2 separate regions of the Homo sapiens genome follow, and region 1 is linked to region 2. Evidence: read pairs that join two places in POLR2A ChIA-PET (ENCODE). Cell type or tissue: OCI-LY7. All regions are shown on one strand. Each heading gives the region's core, and the rest is flanking DNA. Links, peaks and the distances in the headings are about the cores only. Region 1 overlaps DENND1A (DENN domain containing 1A). Region 2 has its middle 61 kb from the start of NEK6.

Region 1 (2,919 bases), core at 202-2,701, 440 kb after region 2:
GGAGGGATAGCATTACTTACACCTGCTTTATGACCACGTTGCTTTTAAATTGCCACCTTGTTTTTGTTCACCTTCCTAGTTAAATAAGGAGAGTGGAACACTTTTTCTTTCTGAATTATTTTCTTGTACTCTCTAACCACTCTCTAAGAGATGGAGTTGTCTCCTTAAATATGACCAGGCAGAGTCCATTGACCTTTGTATTGGAATACCTTGAAAATTCCTTTAATTTTAATTATTTATGTGGCTGTATAAGGGAGTTTTAGAAAGTCTACCCTATCTTTGAAAACTTTATTCATATCATATCCAAAGACTCAATAAGAATTCTACCTTTGGAAAAAGCTTGGTAAACCATGATTTTTAAATTTCTTCTGATAATTTATAAAGTAATAATTGATAGCATAGATTTGACTATTTTACCAATTTGAATACACTTTGTAAAATACAATATGAGTTGATGAGTTCCTTTGAATAACTCAGTGTTGAATTCTAGCATATTACGTTAATATAAATTCATGTATTAGAATTTGGATTTTTTAACCAAAAATACCTTTATTTTAATCTTCAGAGAAAAAACTCTTTTCTTCTTTTTCTGAGATAATTACTGTAACTTACAAAAATGGATATACATCTTCAAAGGATTTCCCTTGAATGCGAAATTTAGCTTTATGGGATCTAAGCATTTAAAGGTAAAAAGCAAATTCTATTTTGTTGCCATTATAAGACAAAACTGAATCTAGCATAAGGTAGGGAAACCCATTCACTCTTCAGGTTCTTCTCTGACAGGAACTAGCATTGTTATATTATTTCCACTTAGCAAAATCTGCTCTAATTTAATTATACTTCTTCCTGGCCAGGCGGTAATCCCAGCACTTTGAGAGGCTGAGGCAAGCGGATCACTTAAGGCCAGGAGTTTGAGACCAGCCTGGCCAACATGGCAAAACCTTCTGTCTACTAAAAATGCAAAAATTAGCTGGGCGTGTTGGTGCACGCTTGAAATTCCAGCTACTCAGGAGGCTGAGACATGAGAATCACTTGAACCCGGGAGGCAGAGGTTGCAGTGAGCCAATATTGTGCCACTGTACCCCAGCCTGGGTGACAGAACAAGACTGTGTCTCAAAGTAATAGTAATAATAATAACAACAATAGTACTTCTTCCTTCTGGTGTGATTTCAAACTCAGTGACCTCTTCTAGTCCATCTTGACAAAGTCATCAACTCCTAGAAGAGTACCCACGATTTCTTAATGACTCTTCACCACAATGTGAATTCTTGAGCCTATACATTTGTCTACAAGCTCTAGCAGCAACAGCTGGGCAAGTAGGTGGTAGCCTTAGCCGCCATAACTGTGACGGAAGCGGGATGTTTAAATTTTTAAAATGGAATGAAATCCAAGCTAACTGGTAAACTGATTTTAAAAACTGGATTTTTAGACATTTTACAACTTTAAAAAAAGAGTTTGGCCGGGCGCGGTGGCTCACGCCTGTAATCCCAGCACTTTGGGAGGCCGAGGCAGGTGGATCACGAGGTCAGGAGATCAAGACCATCCTGGCTAACATGGAGAAACCCCGTCTCTACTAAAAATATAAAAAAATTAGCTGGGCATGGTGGCGGGCACCTGTAGTTCCAGGTACTCGGGAGGCTGAGGCAGGAGAATTGTGTGAACCAGGGAGGTGGAGGTTGCAGTGAGCTGAGATCACACCACTGCACTCCAGCCTGGCAACAGAGCGAGACTACATCTCAAAACAGAAAAACAAAACAAAGAGTTTCTGTAATCTGATTAGTATTGTTTTTAAAATTTTTAAAAATAGATATTTTAATGTTGCGTTTATGTGTGGTTTTTAAATTTTTGTATTGATATATTTTTAGCTTTTTTCCTTTAACGTCTTTCTTTAAAATGTTGTTTCCATTTCTTAGAAAACACCATGCAATGCTAGACATTTTGGTTATTTCTGTCCTCTAAAATAGGAAATATGTTTCTCATAAATTCAGAAATTATGAAAGATATAGGAATTTAGGAAAGTAACACCTAAGCTTGCCCTGTTTTCTTTCCAGTTTCAATTTCAGCTCCTCCTCTTTGTAGCTGTGTGAACGTGATTCAGTTACTAAGGATGTATTCTGGTCCTTAGTTTCCTTTTCTGTAAAATGGGAACATCCTCTAAATTCCATGGTTGTCCTGAGAGTCAGGGAGATGGTCTACGCATATATGATGTCTAACTTTGTGGCTGGCACATAGTAACATTTACCTTTTGCTCTGGCAAGCACTCTTATTTTCTGAACTAGGGAAGTTCTCAGGTGAGGATTGTTAGCAGCAAGCTGGTAGAGTGGCCTGTGGAATCAGCGCGAGGGTTAAAATCCAGCTTTTTGCCACTGATCAGCTGACCTTAGGCAATGCCTCTCTAGACTATTTCTTCATCAGCAAAATGAGGTTAATAGAGGGCACCTTTCGGAATTGATGGGCTGACTAACAGAGCTGCCTCAGAGACTGAACTCAGTAAGGAGAAGGTATGATAGCTCTGATTATTTGATTTCTGAGGTGGTCACTAGAATAGGCTGCTGGCTGTCTTTTTTTTTTTTTTTTTTTTAACTAGCTTACAGTCTGTTCCCTTGAAATGTGTAAATTTTAAGAGTTCCACTGAGAGAGGAAATGTTATAAGTTCAACGACTCATTGTGATTAGATACTTTATCAAGAAACTTACTGCACATTCATTTTCCCCTTTGTTCTGCCTTTGCTGCAGCCTCACAGTTAGCCAAGTTGGCCAGAACTTCACATTCGTGCTCACTGACATTGACAGCAAACAGAGATTCGGGTTCTGCCGCTTATCTTCAGGAGCGAAGAGCTGCTTCTGTATCTTAAGGTAAGGGAGAAGGCTTGGGCTGTTGGCTTGTTCTCTGAAGCAATGTCAGCTTCTGCATTGCTCT
Region 2 (2,919 bases), core at 165-2,664:
TTTGTGGTAGACTAGGGTTCTGGGACAAGGAGGTGGGCCTTGGGGCTGGGTGCTGGATGTGCCTCTCCACGTGATCTTCTTGCACCCAAAGGACATGGTGAGGCCTGTTCAGCCTTATGTCATGGCCTGAGGTTCCCAAGTTCAACACCCACATCTTCCATAGATACAGAAGTCCCCAGTGGTCAGCCTCCAGTAAGAAGAGAGTAGGCAGCGGGGAACGCTGGCTTAATAAATAAGAAAATAACAAAAATAAGAAGAAACGGGCCAGGTGTGGTGTCTCATTCCTGTAATCCCAGCAATTTGGGAGGCTGAGGTGGGCAGGTGACTTGAGGTCGGGAGTTTGAGACCAGCCTTGCCAACATGGTGAAACCCCGTCTACCAAAAACACAAAAATTAGCCAGGTGTGGTGGTGCATGCCTGTAGTCCCAGCTACTTGAGAGACTGAGGCAGGAGAATCACTTGAACCTGGGAGGTGGAGGTTGTAGTGAGCCGAGATCACGCCACTGCACTCCAGCCTGGGCGACACAGCGAGACACCGTCTCAAATTAAAAAAAAAAAAAAAAAAGAAATGACATCAACAGTTGCATCTGTCCATAGTGTGTAGCGCAGCATTCAAGGAGATCCCTGAGGCATCTGGGGTGTCTGATATCCTATAGGCACCAAGGCTTCCTTAATGCTGCCCCCACCTGATTTTAGAGTGGGGACCGCAGAACAATGTCTGGTCCACAAAGAGCTCAGCCAGGCTGACCACGGAGGCTCAGTGGACTGAGAAGATGGTCAGAATGTGTGGTTTCAACAGCTAAACCCAGACACCCTGGTGTGCGTTTCTCAAATTAGCGATATGTGGGTGGTGGTAGAGGGCAGTAGATCTCACTGGTTGTAACCACAAGCATCCTGGGGCCGTACTGGCAGTGGGGGAAGATGGTGGAGGTAGGGGAAGAAGGGAGGAGTGGGGCAGGTAGGCGAGGACCACGGGAACTGTAGGACTTTAGGGAATTCAGATGTGTCATAGTCACTGTGGCCAGCAAGGCCTTGGGTCCTCTGCCCACACAACTTCATGTCGTCTTGCAACCACCCCACTGGGAGGGGCTGTTACTATCATTTCACAAATGAGGAAGCAGAGACTCAGAGACGGGAAGTACCATGTGCAGATATGAAGGGAATGGAGCTCAGCTAGCAGTCTACGTGACCGTGGCCAAGGGGCCAAGAGGACCAAAGCTCAATTCAGGTCAAAACCCGTCTCTGAGAGGGTCCAACTGGGCAGGCAGGTGTGGTGGGCATCTGTGCTCCTGGCCAGCCCTCCAGCTCCCTTCTCTTGTATCCTCCTCTCCCCTAGGTGGAACCTCAGGGGCCATATTTGTACCTCTCTGCTCCCCTAGCGACAGCTGATTAGACCAGAGGTGCAGGCTGATTTGAGCTGAGCCAATCAGCTTCTTTCTCCTGTGACTTTGGCTTTGAGAATCAGGGATACTGGGTTGCCTTCCTGGCTGGTTATTTGAAAGGAGGCATAAAGCTGGGCTGGACTGGCTGTGTTTGGCCACTTGCTCATAGAATGGCAGAGAGAAGACTCAATCATGGAAAGGTTGAAATGCAGTTATGGGAGGGAGAGACAGAGACAGGCAGAGACAAGATAGAAAGAGGCAGTCATGCAGGAGAGATACTGAGACAAGGCGGGGAGCGGGAGAGGGAGAGAGAAAGGAAGGAAAATAAGAAGGAAGACTGAGATAAAGAGAGAGATAGTCACAAGGAGCCTAAGACACTACCTCCAGATCTCCTGACAACTTTCTGGGTCCCTACTCCTGCCTTCCTGAAGCTGCTCCATGTCCAGCCTTGGATCTCTGGGACCCTCCTGTTTTAATAAATTCCCTTCTCTTCTTGGGCTGTTTTGAAGAAGCTTTCTTTCTTTTATTTTTTTTACTTGCAATTAAACCCCCTGACCTCATTGCATTCAATCTGTACATTGTTTTGGGAGTACAGATATTAATAATATTAATTCTTCTCATCCATGAGCATGAAATAGCTTTCCACTAATTTAGATCTTCAATTTCTTTATCAATGTTTTCTAGTTTTCAGTATACAAATATTACACCTCCTTGGTTAAATTTATTCCTCAGTATTTTTTTAATGCCTTTGTAGATAAGATTGCTTTCTTGATTTGTTTTTCACCTAGGCTGTTGTTTTTGTGTAGATCTGCTATTGACTTTTGTGTGTTGATTTTGCATCCTATGACTTCGCTGAATTTATTTATTAGATATAACAGGGTTTTTTTGTGTGGAATCTTTGGGATTTTCTGTATATAGAATCATGTCATCTGCAAATAGAGATCATTTTACTTCTTCCTTTCTGATTTAGATGACTTTTATTTCTTTTTCTTGTCTGATTGCTCTTGCTCATACTTCCAGTACCATGTTGAATAGAAGTGGAGAGAGTGGGCATCCTTGCCTTGTTCTAGATTTCAGTAGGAAAGTTTTTGATTGTTCCCCATTAATTATGGTGTTAGCTGTGGTTTTTTCATAAATGGCCTCTATTATGTCAAGAAACTTTCTTTCTATGCCAAAACTGTTAAGAGTTTTTATCCAGAAAGGATGCTGAACTTGGTCAAGTGCTTTTTCTGTTTCAACTGAGATGATTGTGTGGTTTTTATCTTTCATTCTGTTAATGTAACGTACCACATTGATTGATTTGTGCACATTAAACCAGTCTTGCCTGTCAGAAATAGACCCTACTTGGTTATGACATGTAGTCTTTTTTGTGTGTTCTTGATTTTGGCTTGCTTATATTTTATTAGGATTTTTACATCGATGTTCATTATAGAGATTGGCCTGTAGCTTCATTTTTTTGTGTGGTATCTTTGTCTGGCTTAGGTATTAAGGTGATTCTGGCCTCATAACAAGTGTTTGGAAATATTTCCTCTAGCTC

What was found. Peaks named below come from ENCODE experiments on the same cell type or tissue, not always from the same donor. Only the 100,000 strongest peaks of a DNase experiment are listed, where the experiment ranks them.
Region 1: POLR2A ChIA-PET joins it to region 2 with 13 read pairs; 2 of 35 experiments call an interaction of 5 or more read pairs at or near these places.

What each region holds. Positions count from the first base shown.
Region 1 is chr9:123,757,639-123,760,557 of GRCh38, reverse strand. It overlaps DENND1A (DENN domain containing 1A), which reads left to right. Exons shown (of 24, transcript NM_001352964.2): 5 at 2,736-2,855. Among named protein-coding and RNA genes, the nearest start is that of DENND1A, 170 kb to the left of the region's middle. In OCI-LY7, for the core only: no CTCF peak of the experiment used is centred there; no DNase peak of the experiment used is centred there.
Region 2 is chr9:124,195,739-124,198,657 of GRCh38, reverse strand. No RefSeq gene overlaps it. Among named protein-coding and RNA genes, the nearest start is that of NEK6, 61 kb to the left of the region's middle. In OCI-LY7, for the core only: CTCF peaks have their summits at 663 and 864; DNase peaks (open chromatin) are centred at 1,117 and 1,377; H3K4me3 peaks cover 537 bases; H3K27ac peaks cover 1,175 bases.